2 separate regions of the Homo sapiens genome follow, and region 1 is linked to region 2. A link is an interaction called in ENCODE POLR2A ChIA-PET data of the cell type or tissue named here. Cell type or tissue: Panc1. All regions are shown on one strand.

Region 1 (5,000 bases), 100 kb after region 2:
GTCAAAAGCCCTTCCATACAGGCTAGACCATCCTGGACTCCCACCTGCAAGGTATGAGTGCCTGTTTACTCACAGCCTCGCCTAACTGAGTATGTCATCCAGCTTTGGAGTTTTGTTATTATATTCTGAAAGGCGAGAAATGTTTATCAGTGTAGTTTTCATTTGTATTTCTCTTATTATGAGTAAAGTTAAGCATCTTTTCATGTTTAAATCTCTTTGTAGAGCCATTTCTGAGAAATTCTTATTCGTGTGTTTTGCCAACTTTTTCTACTAGGTTTTTGGTCAGCTGGAATTACAGGCATGCGCCACCACACCCAGCTAATTTTGCATTTTCAGAAAAGACGGGGTTTCACCATGTTGGTCAGGCTGGTCTCGAACTCCTGACCTCAAGTGATCCACCTGCCTTGGCCTCTCAAAGTGTGGGGATTACAGGCGTGAGCCACGGCACCTGGACAGGTCTGCCTTTTTTTTTTTTTTTTTTGAGACAGAGTCTTGCTCTGTTGCCCAGGCTTGAATGCAGCAGCATGATCTCAGCTGAATGCAACCTCTGCCGCCAGGGTTCAAAAGATTCTCGTGCCTTAGCCTCCCAAGTAGCTGGGACTACAGATATGCGCCACTATGCCCAGCTTATTTTTTTTGTATTTTTTAGTAGAGATGGGGTTTCACCATGTTGGCCAGGCTGGTCTCAAGCTCCTGACCTCAAGCAATCCACCCACCTCGGCCTCCCAAAGTGCTGGGATTACAAGCATGAGCCACCACACCCAGTCAGGTCTGCTTTTTTTTTTTTTTTGAGATGGAGTCTCGCTCTGTCACCCAGGCTGGAGTGCAGTGGCGCGATCTCTGCTCACTACAAGCTCTGCCTCCCGGGTTCACGCCATTCTCTTGCCTCAGCCTCCCGAGTAGCTGGGACTACAGACATCCACTACCACACCTGGCTAATTTTTTGTATTTTTAGTAGAGACGGGGTTTCACCGTGTTAGCCAGGATGGTCTCGATCACCTGACCTCGTGATCTGCCTGCCTCGACCTCCCAAAGTGCTGGAATTACAGGTGTGAGCCACCGCGCCTGCAGGTCTGCCTTTTTTTGAAAGAGTTCATTGCATAGTAAAAAGATTAACACCTTGTCTGAGATATAAGAGGCAAATAGTTCCTCCTGTTTTGCCTTTTGATTTTTCTTATGGCCATGTAAAACACTTTAAAGTCATTCATAAATTTAATATTTTTTTATTGCTTCTAGATTTTGAATCATACAGAAAAGCTTTCTCCAGGTTATACAATAATCCATCTGATTCTACTATGGTCATGTAAAACACTTTAAAATCATTCATAAATTTAATTTTTTTTATTGCTTCTAGATTTTGAATCATATAGAAAAGCTTTCTCCAGGTTATACAATAATCCATCTGATTCTACTATCTATATGATTTTTTCAACATTCAGCATTTAGCTCGCTCATCCATTTGGAAATTATTCTGACATATATACAAGCTAACAGACGTTTCACATCTTTTTTTTTTTTTTGAAACAAGGTCTCACAATGTCATGCAGGCCGGGGTGCAGTGACATGATCACAGCTCACTGCAGCCTCAAACTCCCAGGTCCAAGCAACCCTTCCACCTCAGCCTCCCAAGCAGTTGTGACTACGGGCACATGCCACTACAACTAGCTAATTTTTTTTATTTCTTGTAGAGATGGGGTTTCACTATGTTGCTGAGCCTGGTCCCAAACTTCTGGCCTCAAGAAATCCTCCCATCACGTCAGCCTCCCAAAGTGCTGGGATTACAGGGTGAGCCACTGCACTCAGCCAACATAATTTATTTTTAGAGTCCCTTTTAAACTCCAGGTCTTCAGAGTCCACCTTTAATATATATGAAATTCCTACATATTCTTAGAATTTTATTCTGTTGCAAGGGTCTTTGTCTCATCATGAGCCAGTACTACAGTTTTAATTAGAGATACCTTGTGGTATGGTTCAATATGTGGGAGTCTTGACAGAGCAAGACTCCGTCTCAAAAAAAAAAAAATAGGCAGACCTGGCTGGGTGTGGTGGCTCATCCTTCTCATCACTACTTTCACCAGGGTTTTCATAACTATTATTCCATGTTTATTTTTTCCACATGAATAGATCAATCTAGATCTAAGAGTCTAGAGGACCTACTAGAATTTTTATTGGGATTCCATCAAACTTATATATTAAGAGAACTGACATCTTTACCATTCTGAGTCACTCTACCTAAAACAAGGAATGTCTTTCCATTTGTTCGAGTCCACTTTGATGCCATTCAGGAATGTTTTAAAGTTTTCCAACGTAGGTTTAAGACACTTCTTTTTAAATTAATCTGTAGGTAGGCCAGGTGTGGTAACTCATGTGTGTAATCCCAGCACCACAGGAGGCCAAGGCGGGCAGATCACCTGAGGTCAGGAGTTCGAGACCAGCCTGGCCAACATGGTGAAATCCCGTCTCTACTAAAAATACAAAAATTAGCTCAGCGTGGTGGTATGCACCTGTAGTCCCGGCTACTCGGGAGGCTGAGGCAGGAGAATCACTTGAAACCAGGAGGCAGAGGTTGCAGTGAGCCGAGATTGCACCACTGCACTCCAGCCTGGGTGACAGAATGAGACTCCATTTCAAAAAAATAAAAAATAAATTAATCGATAGGTAATTATTTATCTTTTATGTAGCTAGTCTAAATGAGGTGTTCTCTTTTACTATAGCTTCTAACTGGCTATTGTTTGGAAATATAAAGTCTATTGACTTTCTACATTATGATATCCTGCTAACCTTACTGAGTTCATTTGAATTTGTATAGGTTTTAGCATTGATTTTCTTGGATTTTCTAGTAGCTTTTTTTTTTAAGGCTTATGGACTACATATAATTTTAATTTGGGGGATTCTCATTTTCCAAAACTCACAGTTAAATTGAGGCTGTTATTTTTATAGTATAGTATACACAATATTACTTCAATTTTAGATCACTGGAATCTGCATGAAATCCTACTGCATCGTACATTCTCACATTCATCTAGTCACTGAAACAGTCACATCCCAGATTGGTATTTCCTGGATTCCTAGGGGCCCCAGTCATGCTGATCTCCACACCCACAGACCAGGCTGCCATCCTTAAGCCCCAACACCACTTAGTCTATACAGCAGAGAAGCAAATTTACACTGGAGTTTCACTTGGAATCTCAACCATAATAAATCCTATCATGCTGTTCATCTTCAAATAGCCCTGAATAAAATCTCTCTAACCATCTACAACAAGCTTGTCCAACCCACAGCCCACTGGCCCAACACAAATTTGTAAGCTTTCTTAAAACATTATGAGATTTATTTTGCGATTTTTTTTTTTTAGCTCATCAGCTATCATTAGTGTATTTTATGTGTAGCCCAAGACATTTTTTCTACCAATGTGGCCCAGGAAAGCCAAAAGATTGGACACCCCCAATCTACAATGTCCTCAGTCCTTGTTCTCAAATCTCCTGCTTATCCTCTGATGAGCTGACTTTCACAGGCCTGAGAAGGGAGATGCTCACCACGCTCATGAAAAATGGCAAAAAAATTATAAAACTCTCAAGACAGAAGCTAGAGAAATGAAACTCCTCTGTGAGCTCAGATGGACTACACAGTAATAAAGAAATACTAAATGTTAACCAACTGCGGGAGCCAAGTGCAACATTTCCCAAAGTAACGGTACCTTTTCTTTCTTCACATGATCCATAATTTTGCCCAAATCTTCAACATCAACAATGGAATTTAGGCTCTGATGGTCCTCACCACCAAACTCTTCTTCACTGGAGCTCTCAAAGGGTTCTTCCTCCTGGAAGAGAAATGCTTCAGAAATACATTGTTCAAAGGGGCAAAGGCAAAGCTCTCTTACCCTCCCTCCCACACTGAGAATTCACTATGTCTCTAAATTCTTTTTTTTTTTTTTTCTTTGAGACAGGGTCTCGCTCTGTCGCCCAGGCTGGAGCACAGTGGCGTCATCTCAGCTCACTGCAACCTCCACCTCTCAGGTTCAAGCCATTCTCCTGCCTCAGCCTCCCAAGTAGCTAGGATCACAGGCGCCTACCACCACGCCTGGCTAATTTTTGTAGTTTTAGTAGAGACAGGGTTTCACCATGTTGGCCAGGCTGGTCTCGAACCCCTGACCTCAGGTAATCCACCCACCTCAGCCTCCCAAAGTGCTGAGATTACAGGCGTGACGACAGTGCTCGGCTGTCTATAAATTCTTACTTTAAAAATAAAATCTAGGCTGGGCATGGTGGCTCACACTCATAATCCCAGCACTCTGTGAGGCCAAGATGGGAGGACTTTGAAACCTCAGGAGTTTGAAACCAGCCTGGGGAACATAGCAAGACCACATTGCTACAAAAAAATGTATACAATTAGCCAGATGTGGTAGCACATGCCTATAATCCCAACTACTTAGGAGGCTGACGCAGGAGCATCACTTGAAGCCAGGAGTTCAAGACCAGCCTGGGCAACATAGTGAAACCCTCATCTCTACAAAAACAACAACAACAACAATGAAGAAATAAATCTTAAGTCTTTAGCATCAGACTAACAACTGTGAAAGGGCATGATGGAGTGGGAACAACTAACACTTCACCTGCCCTCTCACGTCACAGTGACATGAGCTGGGCTCAGGGGAACGAGACACATACCAAGCAGAAGTAGAGGAAATGTGACATCACTGGGAAGACACATTTGCTGAGTATCTACTACGTCCCCAACACAATGTTCATATACCCATTCATTTCATCCTTAACTACTTATGATGTAGACAGGTTCAACATCATCTCATAGATGAGGAAATTAAAGGTAGAGAAGTTAAGAAATCACAGCTAATACGTGGCAGCCTTCATCCCTTTCTCCAATTGAGGATAAGGCAGAATAAAACGTTAGAGAGATTTTTTTGTTTGTTCTTTGTTGTTGTTGTTTTTGTTGTTGTTGTTGAGTCTTGCTCTGTCACCCAGGCTGGAGTGCAGTGGCGTGAT
Region 2 (5,000 bases):
TCAGGCCTTTTGGCCACAGACTGAAGGCTGCACTGTCAGCTTCCCTACTTCTGAGGTTTTGGGACTTGGAACGGCTTCCTGGCACCTCAGCTTGCAGATGACCTATTGTGGGACTTCACCTTGTGATAGTGCGAGTCAATTCTCCAATAAACTCCCCTTCATATGTACATCTATCCTATTAGTTCTGTCCCTCTAGAGAACCCTCATTAATACAATATGGAATGATAAACACCAAACATGAAATACTGAAGACAATATGGAACGATAAACACCAATTACAGGATACTGATTCCCTCTGAAAGAAAGAGAAGGAAAAGAAGTATGATAGGATAGAAATGAGGTCCACAGAGACTGCAAATGAATTTGTAATATTTATTTCTTAAGCTAGACTATAGTTATAGTGGTACTTACTATCTTATTCACTGTATCTTTTCATATGTATAAAATATTTAATCATATACACAAAAATGACAATAGAGGGCATCATTTTGTAAAATTCAAACAAAATTACCTACTGTAATGTTTCTAGGTGTTTTTGTCTAGACCCTATAAGGTAGGCACTGTTATTTACCCCATTTCACAGGTGAGAAAAGTGAGTCCCTTGCCCAAAATTACACACACAATAGGTGGCAGAGCCAGTATCCAAACCTTGGTAGCCTTGTTTCAGAGACCCAAGCTTTCAATTACTAAACCAAGCAGGTTGTTGGGAAATAACAGAATATACACCAAGAGGAGATCAGATAAATGCAATTTGCTCATTGACCAAATACTTATGTGGCAATCATGTGTCAGTCACCGTGTTAAGGGCTTTGAATACCACAGTGAACAAAAAGGCATAACACACATCTTGCCTTCCCTAGGGGACTTTTCAATTCAGAGCAAGGACAATTAAATAAGCAGTCACACCAACCCCTGCTCTCCTGGGTGGTAAAAGAAAGCACAAGTACCCTTCACCCAGAAGTGCCAAATGCAGACTGTGGGAGGGGAGGGAAGGAGTTAGGGAAGGCTGCCAAAGACAAGACTTGTGAGGTTATTTGTTAAATCCATATTAAAAAATATTATTCAGACAGTAAGAAGAGTGTTGGAGTGTTATATTTACTTCATTTTTGTATTTTGCATTTTTTTTTTTTTGAGTTAAGAGTCTCGCTCTGTCGCCCAGGCTGGAGTGCAGGGGCATGATCCCCACTCACTGCAAGCTCTACCTCCCAGGTTCACATCATTCTCCTGCCTCAGCCTCCCGAGTAGCTGGGACCCACCACCATGCTCAGCTAATTTTTTGTATTTTTAGTAGAGACGGGGTTTCACCATGTTAGCCAGGATGGTCTCGACCTCCTGAACTCGTGATCCACCCACCTCAGTCTCCCAAAGTGCTGGGATTCCAGATGTGAGCCACCGCACCCAGCCATCTGTTTGTTTTTTGAGATGGAGTCTCTGTTTCCCAAGCTGAAGTGCAGTGACACAATCTCGGCTCACTGCAACCTCCGCCTCCCGGGTTCAGGTGATTCTCCTGCCTCAGCCTCCCGAGTAGCTGGGATTACAGGTACCCACCACCACACCCAACTGATTTTTGTATTTGTAGTAGAGATGGGGTTTCACTGTGTTTGCCAGGCTGGTCTCAAACTCCTGACCTCAGGTGATCCACCCACCTCAGCCTCCCAAAGTGCTGGGATTAGAGGCATGAGCCACCACGCACGGCCTATAATTACTTCTATAGAAAGATATGACACTCTGTTAACAAAAAAAAAAAAGTAGAAATCAACACACAGAGTATCTTCTGGGAATGGAACAGCACATATATCAAGTTTCAATACGTAGTAATGATAGCTTATCAAATCTGTACTTTAAAGATGGTTCATCAATAAATGGTACTTGGGAACGACATAAAAATGAATGCTAAGTTATATCCCAACTGGATTAAAGAGTTGAGATTTAAACAACTGGGCTAGGAAAGAACCAGAAAATATACATAAGTATTTTTATATCCTAAGGGTCTAAGCATGACACTAAAAGGAGAATTCACAAAGACAAAAATTACTAGGTCTTAAAGAAAAAAGCTGTGAGACTTATACTATCAGATTTTAAAACTTAAAATTAACCCCTACGAGCCTTCTAGTTTCCAATGCAGCAAGAAAGTTGCTTGGACGTCATCACTGTGTCTTAACAAGTAAAAAGCTGAACAAATTGAAAAATCAACAACTGTTCTTAGATCCATCAGAGAAGTGAGGTCACAGGGCAAACCTGCTGTCCCCATAATTGGAGGGAAAAACAGGCAGGCACAGAGAATCACAACTTAACAGGAGCAGAAACCTCCACAGAGACCAGCGCTAACACAGGGAAACTGAACTGTAATTGACAAAGTGCTGGAGGCTCAGTGTGGACAAGTCTGACACATAAAAATTCCAGACAGACCCAGTCATTAGGGGCCCTACACTTTTGTGAGTTTTACCTACTGGAGCTCTGCCAGATTCTCACAGTAAGTATACAGGGGGAAATCCCTTGTGCTTCCGGTAAGGGGAGGGAAACAGGAACCATTTGACATGTGTCAGAGCATTCTGTTGATAACAAGGTCTGCTCCCAGGAGAAACGATTTAACCAGAACCTAACTTGCTTGGTTTTATCAGAGCCTAACTAACCAAGTGGAAGAGAAATACCCAACTCCAGCCAGCACCGGCCTTCCATGTAAGAAAAGGGAAATAGCCAACTGCAGCACACTCTAGCCAACCTGTCCCAAGGGGGAAGAAAAAACTGAGAAGTATTTGTGAAGTTCACAGTCCAGGGGTACAGCCTCACTAAAAGACTGAGACCTAGACTGGGCGCGGTGGCTCACACCTGTAATCCCAGCACTTTGGGAGGCCAAGGCAGGTGGATCATTTGAGGTTAGGAGTTCAAGACTAGCCTGCCCAACATGGTAAAACCCCGTATCTAGTAAAAATACAAAAATTAGTGGAGCATGGTGGCGGGTGCCTGTAATCCTAGCTACTTGGAAGGCTGAGGCAGGAGAATTGCTTGAACCTGGGAGGCAGAAGTTGCAGTGAGCCAAGATCGTGCCACTGCACTCCAGCCTGTGACAGAGCAAGACTCCGTCTCAAAAAAAAAAAAAAAAAACACTGAGACCTAATCATAAGACTACAGAATGCTTCCCCTCCCCATACACCATACCATCACATTATTAAAGGTCTAGTGAGAGCAGTTCCTTTTACCCAGGATATCACGTTCAGTGACAAGAAGTTACAAGGCACACTAAAAGGCAAAAAGCAAAGTTTAAAGAGATAGCACAAGGATCCAAACCAGGCTCTGACACGGCAGGGATGTTGGGATAACCCGACCAGATGCAAAGGGCTCCAGTGGATAAAGTACACAGCACACAAGAACAGATAGACAATGTAAACAGAGATCGAAATCCTAAGAAAGAACAAAATCGAAATGCTGGAGCTCTAAAACACTCTAACTTTGGAAATGAAGAATGGCCTTGAGACTGGATATGGCTGATGAAGGAATCTCTGAGTTTAAGGATTCTCAACAGAAACCTCTAAAACTGAAAAGCAAAATGAAAAAAGACTGAAATAAACCAGAATGGAATATTCAGGAGCTGTGGGATAACTATAAAGGGTGTAATGTATGTGTAACAGGAATACCAAGAGGAAAAGAAAGAGAGAAAAGAACAAAAGTAGTATTTGAACGAATAATCACTCAGGATTTCCCCATGTTAATGTCAGGCCCCAAACCACAGTCAGGAGGCTCCCAGAACACCAAGTAGGATAAATGTCAGAAAAACTATAGATAAGCATGTAAGTTTCAAACCACAGAAAATCAAATATTTAACAAAATCCAGAAAGAAGACAGAGGGAAAAAAGCCTTACCTATAGAAAAGGAAAGAATGATTTCAACTTCTACCCAGAAAGCATGCAAGCAAGGAGACGGCAGGGTGAAATATTTAAGCCCTGAAAGAAAAAATCACCACCTAGAATCTGCACCCTATGAAAATGTCCTTCAACACTAAGGGAGAAATACTTTTTCAGACAACTGGAATCTGGGGGAATTTGTTGCCAGTAGATCTTCCTTGAAAGAAATGTTAAAAGAAGTTCTTCAGAGAAAAGGAAAATGATACAGGTCAGAAACTCAGATCTAAGAAAAGAAAGGAAGAACATCAGAGAAGGAGTAAAATAAAAATGTTTATTTTTCTTATTCTTAATTCATCCAACAGATAGCAATTTGGCCAAAATAATAAGATAGCAACAATATATTGATTATGCATGCCTATGTATAAGTAAAATGAGTGATGGCAATGATACAAGGACAGGAGGGAAGAATCAGGATTATTTTGTTATTATAAGGAGGCCGGGCACAGTGGGTCAAGCCTATAATCCCAGCACTTTGGGAGGCCGAGCCAGGTGGATCACTTGAGGTCAGGAGTTCAAGACCAGCCTGGCCAACATGGTAAAACCCTGTCTCTACTAAAGATTAAAAAAATTAGCCAAGTGTAATGGTGAGCGCCTGTAATCCCTGCTACTTGGGAGGCTGAGGTAGGCAAATTGCTTGAACCTGGGAGGTGGAGGTTGCAGTGAGCCGAGATCAGGCCACTGAACTCCAGCCTGGATGACAGAGTGAGACTCGATCTCGAAAAAAAAAAAAAAAAGATTATTTTATTATCATAAAATACTTGTCCTACTCAGGAAGGAATATAGTGTTCTTTGAAAATGGACTTCAATTACTGGTAGACCTATATTACAAACTCTAGGGAAAACACTAAAAAAACAACAAGTGAAGTATGATTAATATGCTAAGAAAAGAGAGAAAATGGAATCATATTTAACATACTCAAAACCACAAAAGAAAAAATGTGGAATACAAAAATAGAAACAAAGAACAAGACCAACAAATAGAAAACATTAACAAATACAGTAGATGTTAATCCAACTATATCAAATCCCCTGAAATGTATGTGATATTGTTGCAAGAACAGACAAATAGACCAAAGGAACAGAACACAGCCCAGGAAA

What was found. ChIA-PET counts read pairs that join two places held together with the same protein. Peaks named below come from ENCODE experiments on the same cell type or tissue, not always from the same donor. Only the 100,000 strongest peaks of a DNase experiment are listed, where the experiment ranks them.
Region 1: POLR2A ChIA-PET joins it to region 2 with 5 read pairs; 1 of 35 experiments calls an interaction of 5 or more read pairs at or near these places.

Annotation. Positions count from the first base shown.
Region 1 is chr7:67,023,720-67,028,719 of GRCh38, reverse strand. TYW1 (tRNA-yW synthesizing protein 1 homolog) reads right to left here. Exons shown (of 16, transcript NM_018264.4): 7 at 3,698-3,820. Among named protein-coding and RNA genes, the nearest start is that of TYW1, 29 kb to the right of the region's middle. In Panc1, no CTCF peak of the experiment used is centred here; DNase peaks (open chromatin) are centred at 3,018 and 3,320.
Region 2 is chr7:67,126,796-67,131,795 of GRCh38, reverse strand. All of the region lies in intron 13 of TYW1 (tRNA-yW synthesizing protein 1 homolog), which reads right to left. It overlaps LOC124901664 (a long non-coding RNA gene), which reads left to right. Exons shown (of 2, transcript XR_007060370.1): 1 at 1-5,000. Among named protein-coding and RNA genes, the nearest start is that of MIR4650-1, 15 kb to the right of the region's middle. In Panc1, no CTCF peak of the experiment used is centred here; a DNase peak (open chromatin) is centred at 2,435.